Linked DNA regions of Homo sapiens: region 2 is linked to region 1. Evidence: chromatin loops called from intact Hi-C (ENCODE). Cell type or tissue: PC-3. All regions are shown on one strand. Links, peaks and the distances in the headings refer to the core of each region. The heading gives the core; the rest is flanking DNA.

Region 1 (16,283 bases), core at 4,329-12,328:
CTATTGAACACTGTTAGTATTCAAACCTTTGCTTCTTATTTTTAACATTACTTCATTTAAAAAAGAAAGAACGAGGCTGAGCGTGGTGGCTCATGCCTGTAATCCCAGCACTTTGAGAGGCCGAGGCGGGCAGATCACAAGGTCAGGAGTTCGAGACCAGCCTGGCCAATATGGTGAAACCCCGTCTCCACTAAAAATGCAAAAATTAGCTGGGCGTGGTGGCCTGTGCCTGTAGTCCCAGCTACTCGAGAGGCTAAGGCAGGAGAATCACTTGAATCCAGGAGACAGGGGTTGTAGCAAGCTGAGATCACGCCACTCAACTCCAGCCTGGGAGACAGAGCGAGACTCCGTTTAAAAAAATAAAAAGGAAAGAAAGAAAATATCTTGCCCTTTATTTGTTTCTTGTAGCTACTATAAGAAATGGACACAAACTATGTGGCCTAAAACAACAGAAATTTATTATCTCACAGCTCTGGAAACCAGAAGTCTGAAATCAAGATGTTATGTAGGCAGGCTGCACTCTCTCCAGAAGTCCTGAGGGAAAATCCATTACTGCCTCTTCCAGCGTCTGCCAACTGAGGGCATTCCTTGGTGTTCCTTGGCTTGTGGTTGCATCATTCCAGGTTTTGTTGCTATCTTCACATTACCGTTTCCCCTGAGTCTCCAATCATTCACTCTCTCTGATTCTCTCTTATAAGAACATTTGTGAGCCGGGCATGGTGGCTCACACCTGTAATCCCAGCACTTTGGGAGGCCAAGGTGGGTGGATCACTTGAGGTCAGGAGTTCAAGACCAGTCTGGCCAACATGGCGAAACCCCGTCTCTACTAAAAATATAAAAATTAACCAGGCATGATGGCATGCGCCTGTAGTCCCAGCTACTCAGGAGGCTGAGGCAGGAGACTTGCTTGAACCCAGGAAGCAGAGGTTGCAGTGAGCTGAGACTGTGCCATTGCACTCCAGCCTGGGCAACAGAGTGAGACTCTGTCTCGACAAAAAAAAAAAAAAAAAAAAAAAAAAAAAACACTTGTGATGACATTCAGGACACTCCCAAATAACCCAGGATGATCTCTTCATCTCAAAAAACTTTAACTTAATCGCATTTGCAAAGACCCTTTTCCAAATAAAGTAACATTTACAGATTCTAAGAATTAGGATATAGAAATACCTTTGAGGGGGCCATTTTTCTACCATATGCTAGACATCAGCATATGAAAACCAAAAATGTTACCAAAATCAAATTTCAATTGAGACACCACAAAAAATTTTTTGCTATTCGGCTGTATAATTGCAAAACCTATGAGTATTAGTTTATTCTTACTCAATGTGCAAGTCAAAACATATTCTTAATGCAGATATTTAAAGAGTTTAGATTTGATGAGAAAGCAAGAAGAAACATCCAAACAACAACAACAACAAAAAACCCCTGAATATATAAAAGAGATCACTTTCCTGAGGTATGCTATTATGAATCCAATCTGAGGTTTATACTATATCTAGGTCACAACTATTTCTTTATCTACTTTCCAAAGGAAACTGTGTTAATTTACGTTTTCAAATGAAATATCCCATGGTAGCATATTTTTCAAATATATCTTGACTCCTGAATTCAGCTTTAATTTACATATTTATATATACATATACGTATATATATGTGTATGTGTGTGTGTGTATAAGTGTGTATTCCACGTCTTTTCTCAGGACTAAGTAGGAATAAACTTGGCACCAAGGTTTACACATAAGACATGGTTATAAATAAAATGGAGGTAGAAATGCTACTGCATGGATCTCTGATTTCCCAACATATTATTTCTTATACAAAATAATCGAACATTGGGCAATATGAGAGAATATAAGGGTTTAGAAGGTCAATGAAAATGTATAAGTTCCTTTATGTATCAGGAAACTCAGAGAGGTTTAAGTAAATTGCCCAGAGGTTTAAGTAAATTGCCCGAACATAGACAGCTAGTTAGGTTGAGAGTTGGGTCTATCATTACGAGCATATTGACTGTTCTCACCACTTCATATTAATGAGCAGATGTGCTAAAGGATGAACCTTTCACACAGGGAGAGCAGATAGAATTGTCACTGGGCTGTGGGTAGAGCAGACAGCAGGTAAAGAAAAATGGTTTGTCTAAGAAACAGTTCCACTGGCCTGTTTGGTCCCACATCACCCAAGTACACTGGCTTCAGGTCAGCATATGTGCATTGTGTGCATTATGCATCAGGTACTGTACTTACAGCTGAGGCTACCAGGGAGGAACCTGAGGAACAGAAGGCCAGAGAGAAAAACAGACACAAAACCAACAACTATGGAATAATATGACATTACCTGATTTTTATGAGACCTCACCAGACCATGGAAACAAATGAAATCTCGTATTGTAGTAATGCAGCTTCTTGAACATCTTCAGTACCCACAGATCTCCCACCCCCAGCATGCAGAGAGTCCCACAATTGTAGATCACAGATGTTCCCAAATAAATCCACTCTCACAGCCCTGTCAGGCACTGTAATTCTCTTCTAGGTACCCTGCCAGGAACCTGCCACCAACACTACAGGGTGTGGTAGTATGCCTCCCTCTCCTTCCTGTTACTTGCTATTAACAAGGTCCAGAAAGGAGTGTTTGTGGGGTCTCAACAGATTTTGCTTTCAGCTTTCCCTCCTTGCCTTTGCACTCATATAAGAGTTCAGTCCTAGTGATGGATATGACAGCAGCCTAGGAAGGTTCAAGCAGAGGACAGGAATTAGAGGAAAAAAGACCAAGGACATGCGGAGTGCAATTGATGGAAAGATTATGATTAAAGGAGACAGGAAGAAGGGAGTCCTCCATCTTAAGAGAACAGAGTGAGTGGTGGAGACAGGGATACCTTCAGAAGTAAAGGAATTGAAAAGCTTTCCTGTCTCAGTTAAGCTAAATAATTAGTCATTTGCTGCTAATCAGAGATAGATTAGCTAACAAGAGACGAATAAGAAATGTACAATACCCTCATTAGAAATCAAAAAGAGGCCAAGCATGGTGGCTCACACCTGTAATCCCAGCACTGTGGGAGGCCAACATAGGCAGATAGCTTGAGCACAGTAGTTTGAGGCCAGCCTTGGCAGCATAATGAGACCCTGTCCCTACAGAAAATACAAAAATTAGCCAGGCATAGTGATGTATGCCTGTAGTCCCAGCTACTTGGGAGTCTGAGGCAGGAGGATTGCATGTGATCAGGAGATTGAGGCTACAGTGAGCTGCACTCCAGCCTGGGTGACGGAGCAAGACCCTGTCTCAAAAAAAAAAAAAAAAAATCAAAAAGGTATGACACAGCAGCCAATAGCATAGATTCTGGAGCTACAACGTACAGGTTTATAACCCAGCACTGTGATTTATGAACTTTGTGACCTTGAGCAAATTACTTAACCCCTAGGTGCCTCAATTTCCTCACCTATAAATGGGAAGAATGTTTCCATTTATCTCAGAGGGTGGCTGCTGTGTAATATTTTAAAGTACTTGAGATAATGCCTGGTCTATAATAAATGCTATATAAATGTTTATTAAATAAAGTAAATAATTCCATTATACAGTATTTGATTATAAGAAGCTATTGCTAATAATAAAAACATACCCCTGTGAAGGTCTCTGTCACTTTGAAACATGTTATTCCAGTCTGTCCTGATTGGTTGCATTGCTTTTAATAGGAGGCAGGACAGAGCAGCCCAAAGGTACCAGGTGGTGAAATGGAATTTGCTAAAGAAAAGGAGCAAAAAAGCCAAAAATGGGAGAAAACATAGTTCCTTTGTTTGTTTCTTTGTTTCCTAGAAGCAACAAAGCTCAGCACTCAGAATTCCTTACTTTCCTTTTTGCCTCATAAGCCTGGAAACCAAGAAGTCCCAGCTTGTGTTCTATGTGTAAACTCATCCTGGCATTACTTGCTGTCTCTATTTGAATGCAGCCTTGAAGCTGGTGCACAAACCTGTCAGCCCTCATTAACACTAACCTATGCTGCTGATGCAGGTGCCCTGGCTATGCTTCCTCTGGTTCCAGTGAAAACTGACCTCTCAGAGAATGACAATGTCTTTCCTTCTTACCCTCTGTGAGGACCTTCAGATTACAACAATTTTATTCACCTTCACCTCACCATCACCTATCACCTACATTTCTTATATAATAGGCATTCGATCATTTGTCTGTTGAATCAATAGATCTATTTTCATTTGTATTTTAAATTATTTCCCTGAAAACTAATTTCTTTTATCCTTTATTGTGTTACCAATTTTTTCTTTTTTTCTTCTATTTTTTGCTATTTTACCTTATATTTAAAGCTACCTTAAATCATTATTGGATTGAGACTTTATAAATAAAATTAACACAGATTATAGATTTTTAGAGTTTATTAAATTTGCCTGTGGTCTTGAGCCTATGAGCCTTGCAATATTTAGTTTGCTATTTATATAAAGCAGTACAAAACATTCAAACCATTGTCTCTAACCATCAGTGATTTTTCTCTTTATATGAGATGTGGATTTTGGTTCTACTCAAATTTTATGTATCATCTTCTGGAAAAATTCCAAAATGTTTAGTGTAATTGTTTTTTATCAGAAACAACTCCAGGAATTATTATCTCTATTGTAAGAGTGCAAAACAAAGCAATTTTTTTCATCATCATGGTTACTTATTCAATTAAATTTTTCTCAATCTTTAAATTGAAAGTGCTCTTGTGGAAGCTATTTATAAGAAATTGACTTAAAGAAGGGCTAGTAACTCTTCTTTCAATCATTAAGCCTAGATTACAGATATTCATCAGTTCTACCTATTTTTATATTGGTTGAATTTCTAAAAGTTTACATGTCTTGGTTATCTCCAAATTGAAAGTTTGCCTAGGGTAAGGTTTTAACTGTTCTTCTCTCCCTATAGGAAATTTTAAAGATGGGGGAGTCATGTTTGACAAAGGGTATAGAAAGGACAGTTAGAAGGGGAAGTGGTGTACCTAAAACCTCAGAAACCAAAAAAAAAAAAAATAAAAAAAGACTAAATAAGCCAAGCCAAAGGATATTTAGACTGTGTGCTAGCTGGTAGAGAAACCAGAAACCAAAGAGGTATTGATCCAAGACTCACCCAATGGATCACACTGTAGCCTTTTTACACTTAGAGTGATAAGTATATTTACAACTTTGGCTCAGAGAGTGCTTCAGAAATTTAAATGTTTTACATCTCTAGTCATCTACTCTCTCTTCATATTTTTAATACAAATGTGAAACTAGGATTATTACTGACTTCACTGGATTAAACATAATACAGTATAAATATCTTAACATTAAAATATTTTCTGTTTCTTCATAAATCTCAGTAAAATGCATTGTCAGGAAAATTATGTACTGCAAATAGTACCAACCATTTGGAAACTGAAGTATTATTAGAAAACAAAAAAACTACATACTTAATGTTAAGGCAATTTTATAAAAAGAATCCCTCACTGTAACATATCTTTGTAAAAAAAAAAATGGCAGGGACACACATGGCCTTTTCATTTACCACCTAATGTGAGTGAATCTCCACCTACCAATATCATCTGAATTACTTTTTGTTTAAATTTTGGTAAAGTGATCTGCTTGTTACCTAATTGAGTTTTTCCATACGGTCTTTTAACTTGAAAAAAAAACTTCTTTCTTTCAAAATATGTGTGTGTGTGAGTTCAAATGTTTGAGATGAAAGGATCAGAAATCAATGTTTTAAGTCCTGAGTTTTAATTGATTACTCAGAGGAGTGAACACCCCTAAAACTACTAAAAACCAAATAAATTGAGTACATAATAAGTACTGGAAGTGGAGAATAAAATTAAATACTATCTCGTATTTGTAAACTGAACATGTGTAGGTTTTAGGGTAATATTCTTAGAACTTACATTCACCATCAGAGTGAATTAGCCCAATCTAGAACTGTGAAATAATAGATTCCAAAAAGAAAAAGAATTTTTTTTTTACTGAAATCTCAAACGAAATGGCAACAGTGAAGTTGAGCTTTTCAGCTTTCCTAATGCCCTTGTTCTAAGTGAATACTTAAATGCTACTAAGAAATGTTCAAGAAACTCAGTGGCATACTGGTTTTTAAGAATCATCTCTCAGGGAAAAAAAAAGGGTGGGGTGGTGATTTGTAGCATTTGCCACTTTCCCTGGAATAAATACTTTTACCATGGCCTATATTTCAAGCTAACAATATGAATTCACTGAATGTGGCATTTGGGAAAGATATGCAAAATTAGCTCTCACGAGCTAGTGCCAGGCTCCTCCAGCATCCCATTGACACTCATCATCAACATGTTCAGAGAGGTTAGAAATGGATGTCAGGTCAAAAAAAACAGGAAGCTTTCTGGATGCAAATTTATATTTGTGTAATTGTAATTGTCATTATATGAATGCTTTTACCGGCTAAAGAAAACAAGAGAATTCTGGGCATTTACACATTTAGAGGCGCTACCAGGAGACCATGAAATCTAGAGAATATGCTGCGAGTCCCATTGCACGTGAATTGGATAGCGTAGTCGGAAAGAAAATCACAGTTCTTGGAAAATCTCCAGTATCTCGTGATGGCTGGTTGTATGTTCCCTTGACGACTGCTCTGTTTAATCAAGGGAGTAAGTGAAGTTTCTGCTTCAGTGGTCCTCAGGAATCATCACAGATCCTTTTTTAATATCAGTACATCACAGGAAAATGGCTTGGTTTTCTCTGTAATTTATTATAAAGTGTATTTGGGCTGTTTTGTCAGAGAGAAGTCTAACTAATATAATCTAAAACTAGTGACCGCCACATGACTATCATCCAGAGGCAGGAAGTGCTCAGAAAAATCACTTATTAGAGGTCATGGAGCGCTTTTTATACAAAGCTCTTTGTACTGTCAGGCTGGCCAACTCTGTGACGATCTAAGCAAAAACAGGATGCTTTTTAAAAACAGTGTGTTTATATTGCTTTTGCTAGACAAAAGTCCTGACACTGTGGCTTTTATGCGTGATCCTTTTTTTATACTGTTTAACATTTATTTTGTGCTGAGTTGCACAGACAATGTCAAGAAATATGGCTGTGTTGATAGGGCTGTATGAAAACCATCCCACTTTTAGGAAACAGCATTTCCTTAAATTTGCTTACCCAGCCATGACAATCACACTGGATAAGTGAAGTGGTAAGGAAAGCTGTATGTCTCTGGACAGTTTCACCCATACTGCCTAATGTCTAATTTTTGAAATATATTTTCCATGTTTCCCTGTTACAAACAGGGAGGTAAAACAATAATGCTATCAATTAGATCTTAAGTTAGTCTTTGTAGGGATCAGATTCCTTTCAGTGCCTCCATCTCTGCCATGTACCTTTACTGCCATCTGCTGATACTGAGTCTCTGGGCTCTGAGTCTCCCATCCCAGCTATTCTCATGTAGAGCTGTCACTAGTCAGCTAAAACTTCTGGCTGAGCATGGAGATCATAGTTGCTAACAACTGAACTTACCCTCTTTCTATCTTAAATGTAGCCTAAGAAGATTCTTTTAAATAAAAGTTCTGAGTTAATGCTTAATTCATATGCTACTATTCACTTCAGAGCAATAGACTTACATTTATTCAGTATACATTAAGGCAAACTATTATTGGTCAGAAATTCAAGTTATTAATCTGGAAATAATTAAAATCTGGAAGATAGACATTTTTGCATTCATTTTTAACATTTAACTAAGAAAATGAAAGGAAAGAAAGGAAAGGAGGGGAGGGGGTGAGGGGACAAGAGGAGAGGAGAGGAGAGGAGAGGAGAGGAGAGGAGAGGAGAGGAAAAACTTATTAGCAATGTTAATGCATGCCCAAAATCTAAAATAAACAAGCCAGTGTTATTGTTGGGTAATTGCCAAGCCTAAAGACAAGAGAAAAGAACATTTATGTTTTGCACCTGTGAAAGCATTCAGTATCATCATCAATTTTGCAGTATTCCCTAGAAGCAGTTGGTGCTGTTCAGTTTTCTTACTGTTACATCATGGCTTCATGCTGCAATTATACATGAACTAGGTTTCACACACCTTCAGCCCAGCAATGAGATACTGCTTTAAAGCATTTAATTTCATTATGGTTTGATGCCAATAACTCATATAACCACCAGATTTGACAAATAAAACATAGGTACCTTAAAAAGAAAAAAAAATCCATACGTTCTATTTCTCTCTGGAAAAAAAAAAAACAAACTACTTTACTTATGTGCTTTTGAAATATACCACTGGAAAAAAAAATATGAGACAGATGCATTCAAATGCCTATAGCACAAAACAAACCTGAGATAGAAAAGCCAAAGAAATTAGTCCTTCCAAATTTAAAGACTGCAAAATCATGAAGGCACTTCCAAATGGCTTGGTTAACTTTTTTTTCATCCTACCTCTCACAAATTAAAGACAATTTTCTATGTACATGTCCCTTCAAAGGCAAGAACTTAGTTTGATCTTTCATTTTTGTGTTTTCTCATAATAAAAAAAGAAAATGGGGGATTTCGGGTCAAGATGACTCTGTAACTTCACACTTTTATGTGCTAGCAGTGATAGAAAAAATAAAGGAAGAAAACTGAAAACATGAAGGCAAGTTCAAAAACAAGACAAACATATCTTTAGACAAGAAATAGACAAATATGCAAAGCAGCAAAGAAGGTAAGAGTACATACTTGCTAAGATATAAATCTAGAAATAGAAAAGCTTATCTCCTGTAAGGTAAAAGGAACTAAAACTATTTGCTCAAAAAGATTTGTGAAAGATCTGATATAGATATAGGTTTATAAAGATAAATAAAATATATAAGGGAATATAAATATATTCATATATATATACTCAGAAAAAGAGAAAGGCTGCCATCTGGAATTCTGACTTTTAGCAAGCTGCCAGCCCAGGAAGAGAACAGAATGCAATCAAAGTATCATGACCTGAATTATGCCAAGCAGTCTGTCAGCTCTGTGAATGGACCTGTGAATATTTCCAGTATCATTGTAGGACAGAACTACCAAATACCTTTTAGCGAAGATTCCGGTTTCAGTGTCAAAAGATCAGGTACGTTTCTCATTCAGCAGGTAGGGTTGGGCACAGCAGAAGAACACAGGACATGAAGAATGGGAGTACACAAAAAGAGAGAAAAAGAAACATACCTCCCATTCAAAATGGGCCTGCACAGTACAATATCAGAACCCATAAAGATACTGGAAAAGGAACCAAGAAAACCAACAATGGAACAGGAATCATTCTAGATAAGACAATTTTTATGAAAGGGCCTGAAAAAACTCTAAAGTATTTTTAAAACACTAGAAAGCATAAATGAAGGAATAATTTTACTATTTAAAAAGAGAAATTACAGGCCACAGCCCTGTCCCCCTTCTCTCCACACCACCACCCCCCCCCCCAACCAAACACACACACAGCCAATGCCACCAGTGCAAATGCACACATGGAGGCTGGAAGCCCTGCACCTGCCAACACCCTGCCCCTGCCACACCACCACCACTGTCAGAGCAGGAGCACCGCATCCCCAGTCTCGCCAGTACTCTGCCACGGTGCAGGCATGTGCAACTGAGCACAGATCCTGCTGCTGCCACCCCGACGCAGTGCTTTGGCCAGCTCCCCTTCACCGGAGCGTTCTGGCCAGCGGACTGGAAATATCTCAGCCCTGCCAGCACAGCAGGTTCATAACCTCAAGGGGCCAGAGAGAAAAAGCCAGGAGTCTGGTACCAGCCCCACCCCCCAGAGTTAGAGCACACAGCCCAGGAGTGCTGAGCTGAGCACTGGCCCCCTAAAACCTTCCAGAAATGAAGCCAGTTAACTGAACCCACTTTGTACCACAATCAAACCCCCAAGGAAATCAAAGAAGATAAAAGCAAAAACAAACAAACAAACCAAAAACACATCCAAAGGATAGCAACTTCAAAGACTGAAAGAATATCAACCCATATAGATGAGAAAGAACAAGCGCAAGAACTCTGGCAACTCAAAAAACCAGAGTGCCTTTTTACCTCCAAAAACTGAACTGGTTTTCCAGCAATGGTACTTAATCAGGCCTAAATGGCTGAAATGACAAAATTGAATTCAGAATACGGATAGGAACAAAGATCATCAAGATTCAGAACAAAGTCAAAAAATCTAAAGAATCTAAGGAGTACAATAAAAAGATACAGGAGATGAAAGATGAAATGGTCATTTTAAGAAAGAACCAAGCTGGCCGGGAGAAGTGGCTCGCGCTTGTAATCCCAGCACTTTCGGAGGCCGAGGTGGGCAGATCACGAGGTCAAGAGATTGAGACCATCCTGGCTAACCCGGTGAAACCCCATCTCTACTGAAAATACAAAAAAATTAGCCTTGCGTGGTGGTGGGTGCCTGTAGTCCCAACTACTCGGGAGGCTGAGGCAGGAGAATGGCATGAACCTGGGGGGCGGAGCTTGCAGTGAGCCGAGATCACGCCACTGCACTCCAGCCTGGGTGACAGAGTGAGACTCCGTCTCCAAAAAAAAAAAAAAATCGAGAATTTCCTAACACAAATTAACAGCAGAATTGACCAAGCGGAGGAAAGAATCTCAGAGCTCGAAGACCAGTTCTTCAAAATAACTCAGTCAGACAAAAATAAAGAAAAATGAATAAAAAATGAATAAATGAATAAACCTCCAAGAAATGAGATTAGGTAAAGACCAAATCTACAACTCATTGGCATCCCTGAAAGAGCAGGAGAGAAAGCAAGCAACATGGAAAACATTTCAGGGTATCATTCATGAAAATTTCCTCAACCTCACTAGAGAGGCCAACATTCAAATTCAGGAAATGCAGAGAACACCTGTTAGATACTATACAAGATGACCATGCTCAAAACACATAGTCGTCAGATTCTCCAAGGTTGAAATACATTAAAAGTGTGTTAAAGGCAGCTAGAGAGAAGGGGCAGGTCACCTACAAAGGGAACCCCATCAGGCTAACAGCAGACCTTTCAGCAGAAACCCTAAAAGCAAGAAGAGATTGGGGGCCTATATTCACCATTCTTAAAGAAAATAACTTCCAACCATGAATTTCACACTCAGTTAAACTAAGTTTAAAAGCAAAGAAGAAATAAGATCCTTTTCAGACAAGCAAATGCTAAGAGAATTCATTACCACCAGACATGCATTGCAAGAAATCCTTAAGGAAGTGCTAAATATGGAAAGGAAAGACTACTACTAGCCACTACAAAAACACAATTAAGCACATAGACCATTGACACCATAAAGCAACCACACAATCAAGTCTGCATGATAATCAACTAACAACATGATGACAGGATCAAATCTGCACATGTCAAAATTAATCTTGAATGTAAACAGGCTAAATGCCTCAATTAAAGGGCATACAGTAGCAAGTTGGATAAAGAAACAAGATTCAAATATTCAAGAGAACCACCTCATATGCAAGGACACCCATAAGCTTAAAGTCAAGAGAGAGGGAAAAATCTACTAAGCAAACAGAAAATGGAAAACAGCAGGGGTAGCTATTCTAATTTCAGACAAAACAGACTTCAAGCCAATAATGATCAAAAAAGATAAATAAACTTATTACATAATGGTAAAGGGTTCAATTCGAAAAAAAGACCTAATCATTCTAAATATATATGCACCTATCACAGGACCCAGATTCATCAAGCAAGTTCTTAGAGACCTATGAAGAATTTTAGATAACCATACAACAATAGTGGGAGATTTAAACACCCCACTGAGAGTATTAGACAGATCACTGAAGCAGAAAACTGACAAAGATATTCAGGACCTGAATTTGACACTTGACCAAATGGACCTAACAGATATCTCCACTCAAAAACAACAGAATATGCATTCTTCTCATCTGTGTGTTGTGCCTGCTCTAAAATAAATGACAAAATTGGCCATAAAACAATCCTCAGCAAATTTAAACAACCAAAACCATACCAACCGTACTATTAGACCACAGTGCAATAAAAATAGAAATCAATGCTAAGAAAAATGATGAAAATCATACAATCACATGGAAATTAAACAACCTGATCCTGAATGACTTTTGGGTAAACAATGAAATTAAGGCAGAAATCAATAAATTCTTTGAAAATAATATGAATAAAGATACAACATACAAGAATTCCTGGGGCACAGCTAAAGCAGTGATAAGAGGGAAAGTTATAGTGCTAAATGCCCATATCAAAAAGTTAGATCTCAAATTAACAACTTAACACCACATCTAGAGGAACTGGAGAAATAAGAGCAAACCAACCACAAAGCTAGCAGAAGACAAGAAATAATCAAAATCAGAACTGAACTGAAGGAAATTGAGATGTAAAAAAACACACAAAAGATCAAAAAACCTATGTGTTTCTTTTTTAAAAGAATAAATAAGATTGACAGACTGCTAGGTAGGCTAATTGAAATTAAAAAAAAAAAGACTCAAACACAATCAGAGATAACAAAGGGGACATTACCACCAACCCCACAGAAAAACAAAAAACCTCAGAGACTACTTCAAACACCACTATGCACACAAACTAGAAAACCTAGAAGAAATGAATAAATTCCTGGATACACATATCTCACAAGATTGGACCAAGAAAAAATTGAATCCTTGAACAGACCAATAATGTGTTTCAAAGTTGAATCAGTAATAGAAAGCCTAACAACCAGAAATAGCCCAGTACTAAATAGATTCACAGACAAATTATATCAGAAATATAAATAAGAGCTGGTACTGTTCCTACTGAAACTATTCCAAAAAGTTGAGGATGAGGGACTCCTCCTTAATTCATTCTATGAGTTAAGCATCATCCTGATATCAAAACCCAGCAGAGACACAGCAACAAAAACAGAAAACTTCAGGCCAATATCTTCGATGAACATCAATGCAAAAATTCTCAGCAAAATATGGGCAAACCAAATCCAGCAGCACATCACAAAGCTTATCCACCATGACCAAGTAGGCTCTATCCTTGGGATGAAATATTTGCATAAACATATGCAAATCAATAAATGGGATTTATCATATAGAACTAAAGACAAAAACCACGTGATTATCTCAATAGATGCAGAAAAGGCTTTCGATAAAATTCAACATCATTTCATGTCAAAAACCCTCAATAAACTAGGCATTTAGGCATTGAAGAAACATACTTCAAAATAATAAGAGCCATTGATAACAAATCCACAGCCAACATCATACTGAATAGGCACCAGATGGAAGCATTCCCCTTGAGAACTAGAACAAGAAAAGGATGTCCACTCTTACCACTTTCATCCAACATAGTACTGGAAGTCTTAGCCAGAGCAATCAGGCAAGAGTAAGAAATAAAAGTCATCCAAGTAAGAAAAGAGGAAGTCAAACTCTCTCTCTCTGCAGACAATTGATTCTATACCTAGAACACACCATAGTCTCTGCCCAAAATATCTGCTCCTAGGAGTCTCTGCTTCTAGAACTGATAAACAATTTCAGCAGTTTCAGGATAAAAAAAATCCACATAAAAAAATCAGTAGCATTTCTATACACCAAAAACATCCAAGCTGAAAGCCAAATCAATAATGCAATCCTATTCACAAGACCCACAGAGAGAGTAATATCTAAGAATACAGCTAACCAGTGAGGTAAAAGATCCCTACAAGGAGAATTACAAACACTGCTGAAAGGAATTGGAGATGACCCAAACAAATGGTAAATCATACCAATGCTCATGATTAAGAAGAATCAATATTGCTAATATGGCCATACTGCCCAAAGCAATTTACAGATTCAATTCTATTTCTATCAAACTACAAATGACATTCTTCACAGAATTAGAAAAAACTATTTTAAAATTCATATGGAACCGATAAAGAGCCAGGATAACCACGGCAATCCAAAGCAAAAAGTGCAAAGCTGGAAGTTTTATGTTACCCAACTTCAAACTATACTACAAGCCTAGAGTAACCAAAACAGCATGGTACTTGTACAAAAAAACAGACACAAAGACCAATGGAACAGAATAGAGAGCCCAGAAGTAATGCCATACACCTACAACTATCTGATCTTCAATAAAGTTAACAAAAAAAGCAATGGGAAAGGACTCCCTATTCAATAAATGGTGCAGGGATACCTGGCTAGCCATATGCAGAAGATTGAAACTACAGCCCTTTCTTACACTATGTATAAAAGTCAACTCACGATGGATTAAAGACTTAAATGTAAAACCCAAAACTATAAAAACTCTGGAAGATAATGTAGGAAATACCATTCTAAATATAGGCCCTGGCAAAGATTTCATGACAAAGACACCAAAAGCAATAGCATCCGAAACAAAACTTGACAAATAAGACCTAATTAAACTAAAGAGCTTCTGCAAAGCAAAGGAAACTAGCAACAGAGTAAACAGACAACCTGTAAGATAGAAGAAAATATTTCAAACTATGCATCTGACAAAGATCTAATATACAGATTCAGTAAGGAACTTAAGTTAACAAGCAAAAAACAAAAAACCTCACTAAAAAGTGGGCAAAGAACTTAACAGAACTTAACAGACACTTTTCAAAAGAAGACATACTTGTGGCCGAAAGCATATAAAACAAAGTTCAACATCACTAATTATTATAGAAATGCAAATCAAAACCACAAGGAGATACCATCTCACACTAGTCAGAATGGCTATTATTAAAAAGTCAAAAAATTACAGATGCTGGCAAGGTTGTGGAGAAACAGGAACTCTTATACACTGCTGCAGGGAATGTAAGTTAGTTCAGCCATTGTGGAAAGAAGTTTGGCAATTTCCCAAAGAACTTAAAACAGAATTACCATTCGACCCAGTAATCGCATTATTGGATACATCCCCAAAGGCATATAGATTGTTCTGCCAAAAAGACATATGCACCCATATGTTCATCACAGCACTATTCACAATAGGAAAGGCATGGAATCAACCTAAATGCATATCAGTGGTAGACTGGATAAAGAAAATGTGGTAAATAGATACCATGGAATACTACACAACCATAAAAAAGGAGATCATGTCTTTTGCAGCAAAATGGATGGAGTTGGAGGCCATTATCCTAAGTGAACTAATGCAGGATCAGAAAACCAAATACCACACAATCTCGTTTACAAGTGGGAGGTAAATATTAAGTGCTTAGCTCAAAGGGAACACAAAGAAGGCAACAACGGACACTGGAGCCTACTTGAGGGTGGAGGGTGGGAGGATGATGACAGTCAAAAAGACTACCTAACAGTACTATGCTTACTACCTGGGTGATGAAATAATCTATACATCATGACACACAATTTACTTATATAACAAACTGCAACAGGTACCCCTGAACCTAAAATAAAAGTTAAAAAAAAAAAGTGATTCAAACTTTGATAATACTTATTGCTCCTTATTTAAAGAGTGGAAACTGAATTCCAATATTTTCCAATAAAAATAACATTTTATAAGAAAGTATATTAAAATATTAGTTAAAATATGGGGAAAAGTTATAAAAGCATAACAGGCAGAAATAAAACACAAAAAAGAAATATATTCAAAACCTTGAGAATAAAAAAATTCATAGACATTTAAAACTCAGTAGATAGGATAAACTCTAGTCTAAAAACAGTTGAAGAAAAAAATGATACCTAAGAAGAATGTCAGACAGAAAAAAATAAGGGAAGATTTTTTTAAGAGTAAAAGCGAGATTAAGAAATTTAGAGGACTGCTTAACAGGCTTCCAAAAAATGTCTAACATAAGTTCTACAAGTAGAGATTTCAGTGTTCTGTGTATTAGTCCATTCTCATGCTGCTATAAAGGACTGTCCCAGACTGTCTAATTTATAGAGGAAAGAGGTTTAATTGACTCACAGTTCGGCATGGCTGGGGAGGCCTCAGGAAATTTACAATTATGGCAGAAGGGGAAGCAAACATGTCCTTCTTCATGTGATGGCAGGAAGGAGAAGTGAAGAGCAAAGAGGGGGAAAAGCCCTTTATAAACTATCAGATCTCATGAGAACTGACTCACTATCACAAGAACAGCATGGAGGTAACCACCTCCATGATTCAATTACCTCCTACTGGGTTCCTCCCATGACATGTGGGGATTATGGGAACTACAATTCAAGATGGGATTTGTGTGGAAACACAGCCAAACCATATCATTCAGAGAATACCAAAAAGCAATATTCAAGATGATTCAGGTAAAAATTTTCCAAAGTTTGAGGAATTTTTTTTTAATTTTTAAGTTTTGTGGGTCCATAGTGGATGTCTATATTTATGGGGTATATGGGATGTTTTGACACAGATACACAATGTGTAAATCACATCAGTTTAA
Region 2 (16,283 bases), core at 5,225-13,224, 73 kb before region 1:
AATCAATGTCGTGAAAATGGCCATACTGCCCGAGGTAATTTATAGATTCAATGCCATCCCCATCAAGCTACCAATGACTTTCTTCACAGAATTGGAAAAAACTACTTTAAAGTTCATATGGAACCAAAAAAGAGCCCACATTGTCAAGTCAATCCTAAGCCAAAAGAACAAAGCTGGAGGCATCACGCTACCTGACTTCAAACTATCCTACAAGGCTACAGTAACCAAAACAGCATGGTACTGGTACCAAAACAGAGATATAGACCAATGGAACAGAACACAGCCCTCAGAAATAATGCCACATATCTACAACTATCTGATATTTGACAAATCTGAGAAAAACAAGCAATGGGGAAAGGATTCCCTATTTAATAAATGGTGCTGGGAAAACTGGCTAGCCATATGTAGAAAGCTGAAACTGGATCCCTTCCTTACACCTTATACAAAAATTAATTCAAGATGGATTAAAGACTTAAATGTTAGACCTAAAACCATAAAAACCCTAGAAGAAAACCTAGGCAATACCATTCAGGACATAGGCATGGGCAAGGACTTCATGTCTAAAACACCAGAAGCAATGGCAACAAAAGCCAAAATTGACAAATGGGATCTAATTAGACTAAAGAGCTTCTGCACAGCAAAAGAAACTACCATCAGAGTGAACAGGCAACCTACAAAATGGGAGAAAATTTTTGCAATCTACTCATCTGACAAAGGGCTAATATCCAGAATCTACAATGTACTCAAACAAATTTACAAGAAAAAAAACAAAGAACCCCATCAAAAAGTGGGCAAAGGATATGAACAGACATTTCTCAAAAGAAGACATTTATGCAGCCAAAAGACACATGAAAAAATGCTCATCATCACTGGCCATCAGAGAAATGCAAATCAAAACCACAATGAGATACCATCTCACACCAGTTAGAATGGCAATCATTAAAAAGTCAGGAAACAACAGGTGCTGGAGAGGATGTGGAGAAATAGGAACACTTTTACTCTGTTGGTGGGATTGTAAACTAGTTCAACCATTGTAGGTATCAGTGTGGCGATTCCTCAGGGATCTACAACTAGAATTACCATTTGACCCACCCATCCCATTACTGGGTATATACCCAAAGGATTATAAATCATGCTGCTATAAAGACACATGCACACGTATGTTTATTGCAGCACTATTCACAATAGCAAAGACTTGGAACCAACCCAAATGTCCAACAATGATAGACTGGATTAAGAAAATGTGGCACATATACACCATGGAACACTATGCAGCCATAAAAAATGATAAGTTCATGTGCTTTGTAGGGACATGGATGAGTTTGGAAACCATCATTCTCAGCAAACTATCGCAAGGACAGAAAAACCAAACACTGCATGTTCTCACCCATAGGTGGGAATTGAACAATGAGAACACATGGACACAGGAAGGGGAGCATCACACACTGGGGCCTGTTGTGGGGTGGGGAGAGTGGGGAGAGATAGCATTAGGAGATATACCTAATGTAAATGTTGAATTAATGGGTGCAGCACACCAACATGGCACATGTATACATATGTAACAAACCTGCACGTTTTGCACATGTACCCTAAAACTTAAAGTATAATTAAAAAAAAGACAATGTCAGTATCCCAAGCTGTATTAAAGTGATATATTTTAAGAATTAATTAATTGGCACCTAGTTTCAATCACATGGTCATGTTTAAACAGCACGAGTCATGTTCTCAGTGCCTGATCCACCCAGCCATGATGGGAACAAGTCTGGGGACCATCAACGTAGAGGCCTGGGTCATAGCACGCAGCAGCTTAATTGTAGCTTCACATGTGAAGTCAGTCCTGCATGCCCTTTCTTAATAAAACTCTGCAAACATATTTTGCAAAATATTACTCATGTACCCTCAATAAAAAACAGAACAGAGTGGAACACTTTTAATTAAAGCATCACAGCAGCCCAGACCCTTGCTGGCTTTCTCTGTCTCTGGGAAAGGTTAATCTGGGGGTGAGGGAAGAAATTTTAGAACAACAGAGATAAAATAAGGACATAACCATTGACAAAGTATACTTTAAAAGTATTATAGTCTATATATAAATCAACGGCAATGTGTCTGAAGACTTCTCTGAAAGGGATAAATGTTTTCAAAAGATAAAATTACTGAAATGATTTAAGACGAGGTAAAGACCAATATGCTTTAAGTATATTAATGGAATCATTAATGTATGTTAATTACAATATTACAAATTTATTAATTTCAAAATTAATGAATGTTCAAAGTGCCAAGTAGTAGAGTGTGGCTATCACATGGGGTAATTAGGGAATCAGGCAGTCTTGGAAGGTGAGTTAAGAACAGTCTTCGATGCCAAACTGAAAGGGTTACTATTTGCTGCCAATGAAGGACCAGGGAAGACTCTTTAAACAGAATAAATTCAAATTTGTGTTTAAATAACATCCATTTGGCAGTAATTAACAGAGGAGATATGAAAGGAATGAAGACAAGTTAGGAGGTATTCAAATAGTACAGGCAGAAGAAGATGGCATTCCAAGTGAAGAGGAACCATTTGAATTAAATAACCAAATATAGAATGATGTGGTGAGTGGAAGGATGGGAAGAGGAACAAAGGAAGAAGTTTGGATGACTATGACAAAATTGTTATTTGAATAACTTGATAGATGGAAATTCTAAAATTAAACGCAAGACAAAAATTAGAGGCATGTTTTTTCAGCCATCAAACGTTGAGTATTTGCCAAAAATGTGTTATTTTCTGAGGACACACAAAAAAAATTAAGCCACTCTGCCTGCATTTAAGGAACTCACAGCTGTCACATGGTGAGTCATACAAAAAAAATGGACTATGCAGTTGAATAAGAGCTGCAATAGAAGTATATATTTGTGTTGATAACAAGAAAGGTATTATCAATTCTATATTGAAAAAGATTACATTTCAAAGAAGAAAAATAATAAAATGGGTTTAAATATGTTAAGTTTAGGTTACCTATATTTTTCCAAGTGAATCTGTCCATTAAACAGATGAATATGTTAAGTCAGGCTCTATCTATGTTAAAGATTAAAATCTGACAGTTTTCAGAAATTAGAAAGTAGCTAAAGTTATAGGAACAAATGAGATCACTCAGGGAGAATTTCTAAAGTAGAAAAGATTTAAGAATAGACTAGAGAGAGAATGGTAGCTATTATGGCATGTCAAGTACAATGAGAAATATTGATAGTTTTTCATACCTTTCTTGTCCTAGTTTTATTTTTCCTGCATTGAAGATCTTGTTGGTGTGCTAAACGATGTTTTATTTAGTAAGAGAAAGGAAGTGGGGTCAGAGCTTTGGGGCCTCAGATTTTTGACAGGATCAAATAGCAAATCATGATGATCAACTGTTAACAGAGAAATCAGGGATGAAAAAGTAATGCTAGATTGGAAGTGACAGTGAAGGATGAGAAAGGGTGTTCTAAAACATTGTTTCCTTGTGCATTGCTTTGGTCAGATGTAGAGCAGTTCTTTTCATGCTTTAAATGAAGGAATGAAGTAGGTACAATCAAAAGGAGAAATGTTAGTTCTGCTGATTTTTAGAAGTTCTCTTCTGTGGGGGAAAAATAGATGTAGCAAAAATAACAGCTGTACTAACAGCAACAAGAGAGTAGTAAATTTTTATCAGCACTTAACAAATTTATCAGTGTTTATGGATTAATAGAAATGTGAATGTCTAATGTGAAGAAATTATTCAAGTAAGTGTAATAATTTAGTCTATGAAACTCAAGTCATCTAAATCTAAATTTTTTAAATTCTAAAATAAGCAAAAATGTATAATGTGGTAAAAAAGTTTAGTATAATTTATATATACTATATTATAGGATATACAGTATTATATTTAGTGTTTGTACTATATGTAAATATTTAAGATATTGATAATCATAATTATAATCATTTTAATTGTAATCACTGAAAATTATAAATTGATTCTTATTTATATATAGTATTTAAAATTTCATGTATCTTGAGATTTAATTTTATAATATTATAATAAATGTAGGTAATTATAGTTTCTAAACCTTTGAATATTATTGGTTAGACTTATTTTTTTAATGAATGCTTCTTCAGGAAAGGAGATACATGGACTTATAAACTGGTGATATTCATTTAAATCACAGATTTTAATAAAATTAGACTCATAAGTGGAAAATGTAATATTTTTAAATTAAAATAATAATTGCATCATTTCAGTCACCTTCTTTTTTATAAACTTCGTCACAGAGTTTGTACGATGTCCTTTCTGGGGAAGGTGAAAAACTACTCAACAAAAACATCAGTAGTATTAATTTTTAATTTCTATTGAGTAAATCAAATCTATTTCCATTATAAAGAAATAGCAAACAATATTCTGTTTCTTCTGGTACCAAGAAATACAATCAACTTGTATATGAATAATTTGTGACCCATTGTATTTGTAGCTTTATGTGTATTAGTGTGTCAGACTCTGAGGTTAGCTAATAGAAGGCCTTTATAGAAGGCTAAGGGGATTTGTGCTGTAGACAAAGGGGCATCATTTCTATTCAGAATCACTAACTTTTATTCTGCTAAGTTGCGTTGTGTTCAGGGTAAAGATACTCATCTCTTTTGTGTTTTCTTTATAATATTCTGTTGTACTCTCTTGGATAAAATTTCAATGAGTTGTTATTGATAGTGGCCCTGATTCATACTACAGAACTATGCTTGGTTAAAAAAAATAATAAAAATGATAATCCATACTTTTAGCATAAGTTATTTCAAACTCAATACTGTGCTTTCATAGCTTCCTTTGCCAATTTGAGATTTTTTTTAATATAATTTAGGAACTTAAAAGATTCTCCATCTTGATTTATTAGATGTTCCCATGACTCAAAATTAACTTTATTTTGTGAATCATATCAAAGTTAATATAATTAGTTTGATAAGTCTATATGATCTTTTAAGACATTCAAACATTGCAGAGTATATTTTAGATGTCATTTTGTAGTCAGTACCCAGTAATTCAATACTATAAGTAATATAGTATACTATATGTAAGATGTTTAATACATGTTTCGTATAAAGACCTTGTTGCTTTTTTCATTTATAATTGGAAGAGAAATAAATTTGGAGTGTGTTCAAATAGCATCGCCTGAAGAGGCTTTTGGAAGCAGCGGGAAAACACTCTGCCTAACCCCAATTAGTCTTGTTTTCCATATTCAGGGCAGTTCTGTTTTTCAACATATCCACTAAACACGGTGATAATGAAAATTAATATGGTTAGAAAGCAATTCAATAGCAAATGTTTATTGCTTATAATTGTTGTTTCCTGTCATAATTTTCATAAAACCTGTCAGCACTGAAAACAGGTTCAAAGAGTGTGTGAGCCAGAAAGTAGGCAGGTGCACCTGAATTATATAATAGATGTGCTCCTGCAAAGCAACACGGAAGTCATTTTTTAGCAAATTGAATTATATTTTTATTGTACTTTGTGAGTTCATTGCTTCTCAGAATAAGTAAAACCTAATTATAAAACCAAATAATTTAATTCATATATAAACCCATATATAAAGACTATCCTTTCTCAAACATTTTCTGGTGGACTTATCAATAGTGTGAAAAGCCCTAACAACAAGAAAAATGCTGGAATCTCATCATTACCTTTTCTCATCCCATTTTATTTATAAAATATTTTTCTGATTTTTGTTTTCAAACTACCATGTATGATCATTTTAGTTGTATTTGTATTTATCAAAGAATATAGCATTTGCCTAACATGTGCAAAGTTGGACATGCCATAGGGGGATCAAAGGTGAATCAAACACAGATCTTTTCTTCAGAGAATGTATACTGTAGGAGGATAGATGAGATAGGCTTATGGACTTTCCTTTTTATCTAGTCTTCCATCTCACATTAGTTTCAATGCTCCTGGTGACAACAAATGTCAAGAAAAATGGTCAAGAGAACATGATGGCACATTTGTCCAGGACCTCCCAAAAACATGTGCAACTCCTAACTTGGGGTTTCCTTCTATGAAGCTAAAATCTAAGCTCCATTAGGGTAATCTTTATATATTTGCTCAACACTGTATTCCCTGATGAGTATTTGGGATGTAGTAGTCACTTGATAGATGTTTGTTGAATGCGTTGAATTCATTAGTGACTCCCAGTAAGATAGGCAAAAATAACACGAAGAAACTGTCTAAAACCATATCTATGGTAGAATCAACAGATATGCAACATCCAAATAGTTTCCAAGTTATATGCTAAGGATCCTATTTATTTACAAGCCAAGTCCATCTCTTTGTAAACTTAACCATTTTCCTCTACTAATGGTATCCAAATTCATATCCAAACTTCTCCTAGTGTCTAGCTAGTTACATTGCATCTTAACTTGATTGGTATATGGCTTTTCTTCTATCATTAAAAGTTGATGCATGTGCAGTTCAGCATCTGCAAACCTTCTGCTCCATAAGTGACATTCCAACTATGTTATAATCGTTTCTGGTCACAGGAAAGGAAACTCACCTCCTTAACTCATATTTTCCCCAGTGCCTTCTTAGAATTCATATGCTTAGGACATTCTATTTCTACTAATTAAAGTCACTTCACTGCCTTCATCCAAATTATTAGGTTTACTATATTATCAATTCTATATTTATGCCAACAATTGTAACGTAGGATAAAAAACAATACATAGACTAAAAAAGTTGCGGATACAATGCTTTGAGGAGTTCAAATTTGGGAGAATATTCAAGTAGGCCTTGAATTAAGGGAGAAATTTTATACCTAGGATTTGAGGAAGAACGTTCTACAAAGATAGAACAGTATGAACACAAGTAGAGAAACAAAAGAAAGTTGGTTCAACCTTAGCAGGAGATATGTATGTGTAGAAGCACTAAAAAGGAAGACCATGGAGGGCCTGGCTTACTTGATAATTATACTGTAGCCACTGAAGTTTTTGACCAAAGGTCTCAGGTAATTATGATTGAATAAAATTGACATGGCAGCAATGACAACTAATAGACACTGTAGGAAGGAAAGCAAGTTAGAAAGAAGCCACTGCAACAGTTCAGTTGAAACAATGAGAACTTAAAGGGTTGTGGTAGCAGAAGGAAAGACAAAAGCTTTGATTTAAGCAAGTGTCAGGATCTAGCAACTAGTTTGGGAAGAGACGAGTAGATAATGATGCTGAGTTTCTAAGCTTGGAACACTAAGTACTATGAGTTAGAAACTGAAGGAGCAGCAGATGTAGAAAAGTCAGAAATGATTAGAGGACTCAAGACAGAGGACAGAGCCTTGGAAACTATGTGTGTTATAAAGTGGTTGAAGAAACAGTCTGCAAAAGGTAGGTAAGAAGACAGCCAAAGTACAGAACAGTGTCATGAAAGACAAGGAAAGAGAAAGTTTTAATAAAAATGACGGCTTAGTATTATGGAGATTTCTAGGCATCAGTGCTCATAAGCACCGATGAAGAACTTGCTAACAAGGCCTTAATAACCTTTGAAAAAACAGATTCAATAAAATGCAGAACCAGGTAGGTAAATTTCTAAGAGTAAAAGATTGTGTGTAGAAGGCCAACAAACGGTAACTTTTGTGATACCATATAACTTAAGTAAAGCAGTTTAATAATAGTTAAGTTGTATTGTTTATACCTGATTCTAACAACTAACCTTCACAAGTTATAGGCATAAACAGGATATTAAAAATAAACTTTCTTTTGCACAACAGGATATAACACTGTAAACAAATGAGGTGCCATACCTAAAAGCAAGATTTAACTAGAAAGTATTCTTGATTTAAAAAGGGTATGTATTTGGACCAGAAGATTTTAAGAGATAATTTTGAGAAAATGTTTTTGAAGAAGGCTATCTTGTGGACTTCACTCCCCACCCTCTTCCACCCACCGTACCTGACAATGTGTTTGGAGATAGCTACAGCTGGATCACTTAGAAAGTAGCACCATGGACTGTTGACCTATAGTCATACATTCATAGCTGAGCTAAAGCAGCACTGTGTGTGTGTGTGTGTGTGTGTGTGCGCGCGCACGTGCGCACGCGCGCGCGTCTGGAAGGAGAAGGAGGGGGAGAGAGAAAGAGACAGAGGGCTGGGCAGGGTGACTCACGCCTATAATCCCAGCACTTTGGGAGGCCTAGGCAGGTGGATCACTTGGGGTCAGGAGCCCAACCAGCCTGGCCAACATAGCGAAAACCCATCACTACTAAAAATGCAAAAATTAGCCAGACATGGTGGCATGCACCTGTAATCCCAGCTACTCGGGAGGCGGGGGTTACAGTGAGCAGAGACTGCACCACAGTTGCAGCCTGTGCAAAAGAACAAGACTCTGTCTCAAAAAAAACAACAGAAGAAAAACAGAGACAGAGTTTGGTTGGAAATTAACTATACCCCACATACAGTAGGGCAGGAGATGACCAGGAATTTAAGAGTCTTTACCACGGACTAGATATGTACCCCTCAGGAAAAGCAACTGGCCTGAAGTCATTTTATGTTCTTCCCAAATGCTGCTTGTTAAGTGACTAAGATGGCCTTAACACTCTTCTTAGCTTAACTAAACTTTAGAAAGGTTTCTTCCTGACTAGGTCCTTGGAGCATTTACTTTAGAAAACTTTCCGTATTACATTATTTCTCTGTTGCCTTTGAAACATAAATCTTTTAAAGATCTTGTCAGTTTTACCAGCCAGGAATCTTTCTTAAGGTTCTTGGAACCACTGCTCCCCCAAAATGTAATCATAAAAGAAGACAGCAGCCCATCTGTCCACCTCTAGGGGAGGGTATAAGACTAACTTCAATGGGTGCCTTGATTCCTAGTTGTAAAACTATGTCCTAATACAAAGATAAGAGAAAGTTTACTTATCCTTTGAATAAAGCCAATTAGCAAACACAGACAGCCTGTGTTCTCTCTCACTCCAGCTCTTAAAAACTCTCCCACCCTTTACTTTATTACAAAGCAGTTGAGCTCAGACTGAGTTCTGACCTCTCCCTTATTGCAATAGCCTTGGGAAAAGTCATCCTTGCCTACTTAACTTAATCTGTGCAATGTTTGCACTGACACAGGCAAATCACTGTCAACAACAAGAGTTTGAAAAATCAGAGCAAGACCAAGATAGAAGTGACAAGAAAGAAGGCAGGGTATGGCTGCAAATCCTAGGCGTGGCAGTTGACAAAGGTTTCCAAAGATTGAATAAATGCTCATGAGTCATAGTGTTGCCAGATCTAGCAACTAAAATTACAGGATTCTTAAATTTAAATTTCAAATAAACAGCACTATTTTTAGTATATTTCATGTGATGTTTGAGACATACTTATACTAAAAACTTATTTAGGCTGGGCACAGTGGCTCACGCCTGTAATCCCAGCACTTTGGGAGACTGAGGCAGGTGGATCACCTGAGGTCAGGAGTTAGAGAGCAGCCTGGCCAACATAGTGAAACCCCGTCTCTACTAAAAATACAAAAGTTAGCCAGGCATGGTGGCACATGACTGTAATCCCAGCTACTCAGGAGGCTGAGGCAGGAGAATCGCTTGAAGCCGGGAGGTGGAGGTTGCAGTGAGCCAAGATTGCACCATTGCACTCCAGCCTGGGCAACGAAGCAAGACTGTCTCAAAAAACAAACAAATAACAACAAAAAACTTATTTGTTATTTATCTGAAATTTGAATTTAACTGAGCATCCTGTATTTTATCTGGCATCCCTACCATGAAAGAAACAACCAGTTTTAAACATGTTCCCTTCCTAAAGAGCAAGATGCCTGGTTACAACAGTACAATTGCCATTTCTAACAGCTCTTCTTTACTGTGTAGTCTTTCCTTTCCACCCCACCTTACTTTCTCCCCATTCAAAGCTGGAAGGGTCAGAAACAGCAGCTAACCTTAGGAGAGGTGATAAAAAGAAGAACAGAAACCAGGTTACTTCTGCCCCTCAAGGAAGACAGCAGGTGTCAGGCCACCCTACAGAGATAGGCTGGTGAAGGAGGATAGGAGAAATCATATCTCTGATGGAAGATTTAACTGTTACTAAATTTCTTAGACTGGATATTAGTTTCTCACTCACTGTATGACTTAGAGAGATGGTAAAAATAATCGGAAATACTAAATTTCCGTCCAGTGGCAGAGAAAATTCCCCCCATTGTGAGAAAGACAAAAAAGAAAGTTGGCTGGGCATGGTGGCTCACATCTGTAATTCCAGCACTTTGGGAGGCCAAGGTGGGCAGATTGCTTGAGCTCAGGAGTTTGAGACAATCCTGGGCAACATGGTGAAACCCTGTCTCTACTAAAAATACAAAAGTTAGCCAGGCGTGTTGGCACACACCTGTAGTCCCAATTACTTCAGAGGCTGAGGCAGATGGATGACCTGAGCCTGAGAGTTTGAGGCTGAAGTGAGCCGAGATTGCTCCATTGCACTTCAGTTGTGCTGATAAAATGAGACACTATCTCAAAAAAAAAAAAAAGAAGTTGCATTTTCTTTTTTTTATTACCAAATGTTAAAGAAGTTGCATTTTCAACATACCATGTGTTACACTTGTTCTATGTACCAATTATATTTTAATAGATATGAATATAGATCTATAACAATGAAATGTTTTAAATTTTATGTGCACCAAGATTTTGTGAGATTATTTAAAATACAAATAATTCTATAAGTCTAAAACTAATAACCTTGCATATTATAGTAATACTACTTATAAAATAACTAAGTATTATTGAAAAGCACTAAATATTAATGAACATTAATAAAATTCCTCTGTGTGACAGTTCTCTAACCTTTGTGTGTCACAGAATTTTTTTCACTTTATTGACATATAATTACATCAAATAAAATTTATCAATTTTAAGTGTATATCTTGATGTTTGTAACCCAAAGGATAAATGCTTAAGGTGATGGATACTCCATTGACCCTGATGTGATTATGATACATTGTATTCCTGTATCAAAATATCTCATGAAACCCATAAATATATATACCTACAATGTAAACACAAAAATTAAAAATTAACAAACAATACAACCTTCACATCACAAAATATCGCAAAAGAATCTGGTGAAACACTGATTTCACAATGCAAGTACACAAATTTTTTTCAGACAATTTTAGAGTGTTTGTTATGTCTTAAAACCCATCCATAAACATCAAATTATAACTCTTATTCAGTCTTTTCCTCTGTACTGGTAGTGAATTATTTGAGGCAATAAATATAAATTTATTACACTTTATATCTAAAGTTCTTAAAATTGGACCTAACATTTTAAATACTAGTGTTACCTTTTCAAATGAATGCTAACTATAAATGCTAAGTTTTTATCTACTTGAGTAGCAATATAATGCTATCAGAACATATTAATACCATTTTCTTTTTTAGATGCAGGTTTATTCTTTCCATCTTTCAATGGGAATTCCTATTTAGAACTGCCCTTTTTGAAGTTTGTCCTGGAGAAGGAACATAACAGAACTGTTACCATCTACTTGACTATAAAAACAAACAGTTTAAATGGAACTATTCTTTACAGTGAGTATTAAATGTTTGACTTCTTGTATGTCATGTTTCTTTCTCAAACGTTGATCTATTGAATCAATGATTTATTCATTTAAATATTGTGAGAGAATTTTTCCAGACCAGTGCATGAAGCATTACCAAAGAGAAATTTTAGTTCTTTGTAGTTTCTCTAGAAGTTTCTTTATGAGTCATTCAATGGAACGTGACTTACAAACAGGATCTGAGCTGACAAGACAGAATTTAGCAAGCATATGAATTTGACAGCATATGGCTATAGCAGTAAAACAAATGCTGCAAATGTTTCAGAGCATACTTTTATGATATAAATCACTAAATATGAATTACATTCAATACTTGATAACTTGGGAAAAGGCATTCCAAAGCTGGGGTTCATTTGACAATCAAGTAAATTCCTACCACTCTTTTAGTAACATCTATTATCTTGATATAAGCTGGTTTTTTTTTAAGTAGTATTAACAGTATTTGCTTAAGGAAATGTCTTTACATCCAGAGTTCTCTGCATTATTATGCAATTTGCTCATAAAGGTCTCTATAAGCAGAATGTATGGGCTTCTTTCTTCTGTGAATGAACATCACTAAGGTGTATTACCAGCAGTATTCAAAATTTGACAATTGTTTTCTCTTTTGAAATAAATGCACAATCATTTTAACAATTCCTCATATTGGAGGTGTAATGTCTTTAGTACCTTAACAGATTATCCCTTGGACAGTATGGCCACTTTCTGCCATCCCCATAAAGTCACCAATGACTTTCTTCACAGAATTAGAAAAAACTACTTTAAAGTTCATATGGAACCAAAAAAGAGCCCACATTGTCAAGTCAATCCTAAGCCAAAAGAACAAAGCTGGAGGCATCACGCTACCTGACTTCAAACTATCCTACAAGGCTACAGTAACCAAAACAGCATGGTACTGGTACCAAAACAGAGATATAGACCAATGGAACAGAACACAGCCCTCAGAAATAATGCCGCATATCTACAACTATCTGATATTTGACAAATCTGAGAAAAACAAGCAATGGGGAAAGGATTCCCTATTTAATAAATGGTGCTGGGAAAACTGGCTAGCCATATGTAGAAAGCTGAAACTGGATCCCTTCCTTACACCTTATACAAAAATTAATTCAAGATGGATTAAAGACTTAAATGTTAGACCTAAAACCATAAAAACCCTAGAAGAAAACCTAGGCAATACCATTCAGGACATAGGCAGGGGCAAGGACTTCATGTCTAAAACACCAGAAGCAATGGCAACAAAAGCCAAAATTGACCAATGGGATGTAATTAAACTAAAGAGCTTCTGCACAGCAAAAGAAACTACCATCAGAGTGAACAGGCAACCTACAGAATGGGAGAAAATTTTTGCAATCTACTCATCTGACAAAGGGCTAATATCCAGAATCTACAAAGAACTCAAATTTACAAGAAAAAAAACAAACAACCCCATCAACAAGTGGGTGAAGGATATGAACAGACACTTCTCAAAAGAAGACATTTATGCAGCCAAAAGACACATGAAAAAATGCTCATCATCACTGGCCATCGGAGAAATGCAAATCAAAACCACAATGAGATACCATCTCACACCAGTTAGAATGGCAATCATTAAAAAGTCAGGAAACAACAGGTACTGGAGAGGATGTGGAGAATTTTTACACTGTTGGTGGGACTGTAAACTAGTTCAACCATTGAGGAAGACAGTGTGGTGATTCCTCAGGGATCTAGAACTAGAAATACCATTTGACCCAGCCATCCCATTACTGGGTAATACCCAAAGTATTATAAATCATGCTGCTATAAAGACACATGAACACGTATATTTATTGTGGCACTATTCACAATAGCAAAGACTTGGAACCAACCCAAATGTCCAACAATGATAGACTGGATTAAGAAAATGTGGCACATATAAACCATGGAACACTATGCAGCCATAAAAAATGATGAGTTCATGTCCTTTGTTGGGACATGGATGAAGCTGGAAACCATCCTTCTCAGCAAACTATGGCAAGGACAAAAAACCAAACATCGCATATTCTGATAGGTGGGAATTGAACAATGAGAACACTTGGACACAGGAAGGGGAACATCACACACAGGGGCCTGTTGTGGTATCAGGGGAGCGGGGAGCGATAGCATTAGGAGATATACCTAATGTAAATGACGAGTTAATAGGTGCAGCACACCAACATGGCACATGTATACATATGTAACAAACCTGCATGTTGTGCACATGTACCCTAGAACTTAAGGTATAATAAAATAATAAAAAAATAAAAAATAAAAAACAATTATCCCCTTTGGGGCAACTTATTATTTCCCAAACGATTTGCTCCTCTACTTTGAAACAGTTTGCTAAATTGATTCATCATTCTACACTTTCTAAACAAAATACATAAAAGATTTTATTATTTGACTACGAGTAAAATGCCTAAAAGAAGCATTTAGGAAAGCCAGGTGAAGTTAGTAGTTTTTAACATTAAATTAAAACAAAGAATTTATGTTATATTTTAGAAAGAAACCAACTTGCCAGGCTAGGCCAGTATCATTTATTCCCCAGGAGCAGAGGCACCCATGTTTAAATGATAGCTTTAGAGAGTGTCTGACTGATTTATGTTAAAAGAGAGAGAGAGAAGACAATACAAAAGAAAAACTTGTTTTTTATACAAAATCTAAGTGCTGGTAGATGACCATGAAATTTGGAAGTAATAGTACATTGCAGAGTAAACAAAAGAAAAACAGAACAAAAGACACAAACATAATAATCGAAAGACAAAGAAAAGTGATTTTCTAGCTTTGCAATTTTTTAAGTTATATAGAATTGGAAGGCATTTTCTTGGGGAAAATTTATTTCTACCAACTAAAAACAGCTCATAGTTAAAGCAGCACCCAACCACTGGGAATTATCCTGCTCTGGGTTCACGCTCCTGGCTCATGTCCATACCAACACTTGGATGTGTTATCTTTGAAGGCCAGAGAAATACATGCCAAGCATATATACACTCCATTAAAGTTCGTACTTTAATCTAAATCCAATAAAAGTCAAGCTGATGATAGTGCCATAGGATCATTTCTGCCTTCCTTATTCAATGACCTACAAAAACAATCAAACTAGAAATTATTGGTAAGAAAATAATCCCACTGTAACGATTATCCATTTCTGCCCTTGTCTTATATAATTGTTGTTATAGTACCGGACACATCAAAGCTGTTTACTCTAGAGAGTTTCAGAGCCCATGAAGGGAGAAAATATTTTTGTTTGTAAAGCATTCTTTCTGTTCATTTTTAAGGTGGTAATTTAATCCTACACTGTTGGGAATACCTCAGCAGAATGTTTCCTGGGTTGCTACTTTCTATCCTCTTAGAATCTGTCAACCTCATAAAAGCCTCACAACAGATGAGCACAAAGATTTTTGTAATTCAGTTAGATACTGGTAATTTAAAAGGTGTGTCCCTTAACTTAGGGGATAATTGCATTTACTTTGAAATCAGTATATTATGTGTAGGAGCAATTAAAACTAGTGAGAAAATTAAAACAGATGTTTCACTTCAAATATTAGGTGTTGATTTTGTTTGAGTTGCTTTGATTTTAATTTTGCCATTTTTTAATTCCTAAATATTTCAGTTCAACTCAATTCCATTTCACAAACATTTTTTGAACATTGTATTTTATATCAAATCAAATATTTAAGAGACAAGGATAGAGAACTATCAGGCTGATAAACCACTGTCAGCTTTGAATTATATTCCTGGTTCAAAACTGCACATTTATTTTGTCTCAGTTTGCCTCACCAACTAATTGATGTTGAAAAGGAACAAAAGGAAGATAAAACTTGAATCCTTACGGGGTTACGGTAAAAATCCTTAGAAAGGATAGCTTAAAAAAGAACACTCTGTGGGAGAGAGACAGCTCTGAGAGCAGCAGTCAAGATGAAAAGAAAGCTTTTTGAATCTGCCACTGAACCAATTCAGAATTCTGGAACCTAGTCAAAGGAGCTACTAATAGGTCACGAGAGAAGGGATGAGACCACACAAAATTCTTTAGGTGCACTTTCAGAAAATGAGCTCTATTACACAAGCAGTATCAATCAGGAGGCTTCGTCATGGGATATATTACCATGCAGTTGGATCCATTCTGTGCTGCTTCTTTGAAAAGAAATAAGCATGCCATGTGGAAGTATGTGATCTTTGAAAATTATGAGAAGACATCTGACCAAGTCCCAGGAGGCAAATTACATGAGCAACTCCAGTGGGAGGAGAGGATTCAGAAGCAATCTTTATATTACTTAATGTTTGTATTTAAAATAGGAAGCAAAAGAAGGACCAATCTTAGATAAGAGTAATTGACATGCTAGTGGAATTATTGGGGCCTCTTCATTTGCATTTATGGAAGACTAAAAGATTTCTGATACTCCTGGAGAAAACAAATGAAATCTAAAGAGTCATAACACCTGCCTTTCCCTATAAAATGATTTCCAGCAGAATATATAACATCTTCATTAGACACTTACCATATTTCATTTCAATGATGTGGCAAGGCCAATGAAGTCCCACAGCATTCCCTGGCATCATATTAGATAGCATCTTTTCTCTTCTAAGGAAAAAGATTGCTCAGTTGTTTTAATCAATTTTATTGTGTGTACCATAAAATTCTTTGAATATCTTCATCCCTCCTTAATGGGTCCCAATAGAGCTAGCTCAAGACAGATATAGGAAAGAGTAAGTTGCAAACATGGATGGCTGAATTAATGCATTG

What was found. Hi-C counts contacts between places; a loop is a spot of excess contacts. Peaks named below come from ENCODE experiments on the same cell type or tissue, not always from the same donor. Only the 100,000 strongest peaks of a DNase experiment are listed, where the experiment ranks them.
Region 2: it touches region 1 in a loop (12-fold over the local background); 3 of 110 quality-filtered maps call a loop at or near these places.

The regions. Positions count from the first base shown.
Region 1 is chr6:64,003,500-64,019,782 of GRCh38, reverse strand. The region is part of intron 33 of EYS (eyes shut homolog); the gene reads left to right. The region is part of intron 3 of LOC107986608 (a long non-coding RNA gene); the gene reads right to left. Among named protein-coding and RNA genes, the nearest start is that of SCAT8, 200 kb to the right of the region's middle. RefSeq lists silencers at 7,253-7,547, 10,275-10,410. In PC-3, for the core only: CTCF peaks have their summits at 7,151 and 7,350 (motif pointing left); a DNase peak (open chromatin) is centred at 7,352.
Region 2 is chr6:64,077,089-64,093,371 of GRCh38, reverse strand. EYS (eyes shut homolog) reads left to right here. Exons shown (of 43, transcript NM_001142800.2): 32 at 11,370-11,516. Among named protein-coding and RNA genes, the nearest start is that of SCAT8, 280 kb to the right of the region's middle. In PC-3, for the core only: no CTCF peak of the experiment used is centred there; no DNase peak of the experiment used is centred there; H3K27ac peaks cover 1,361 bases.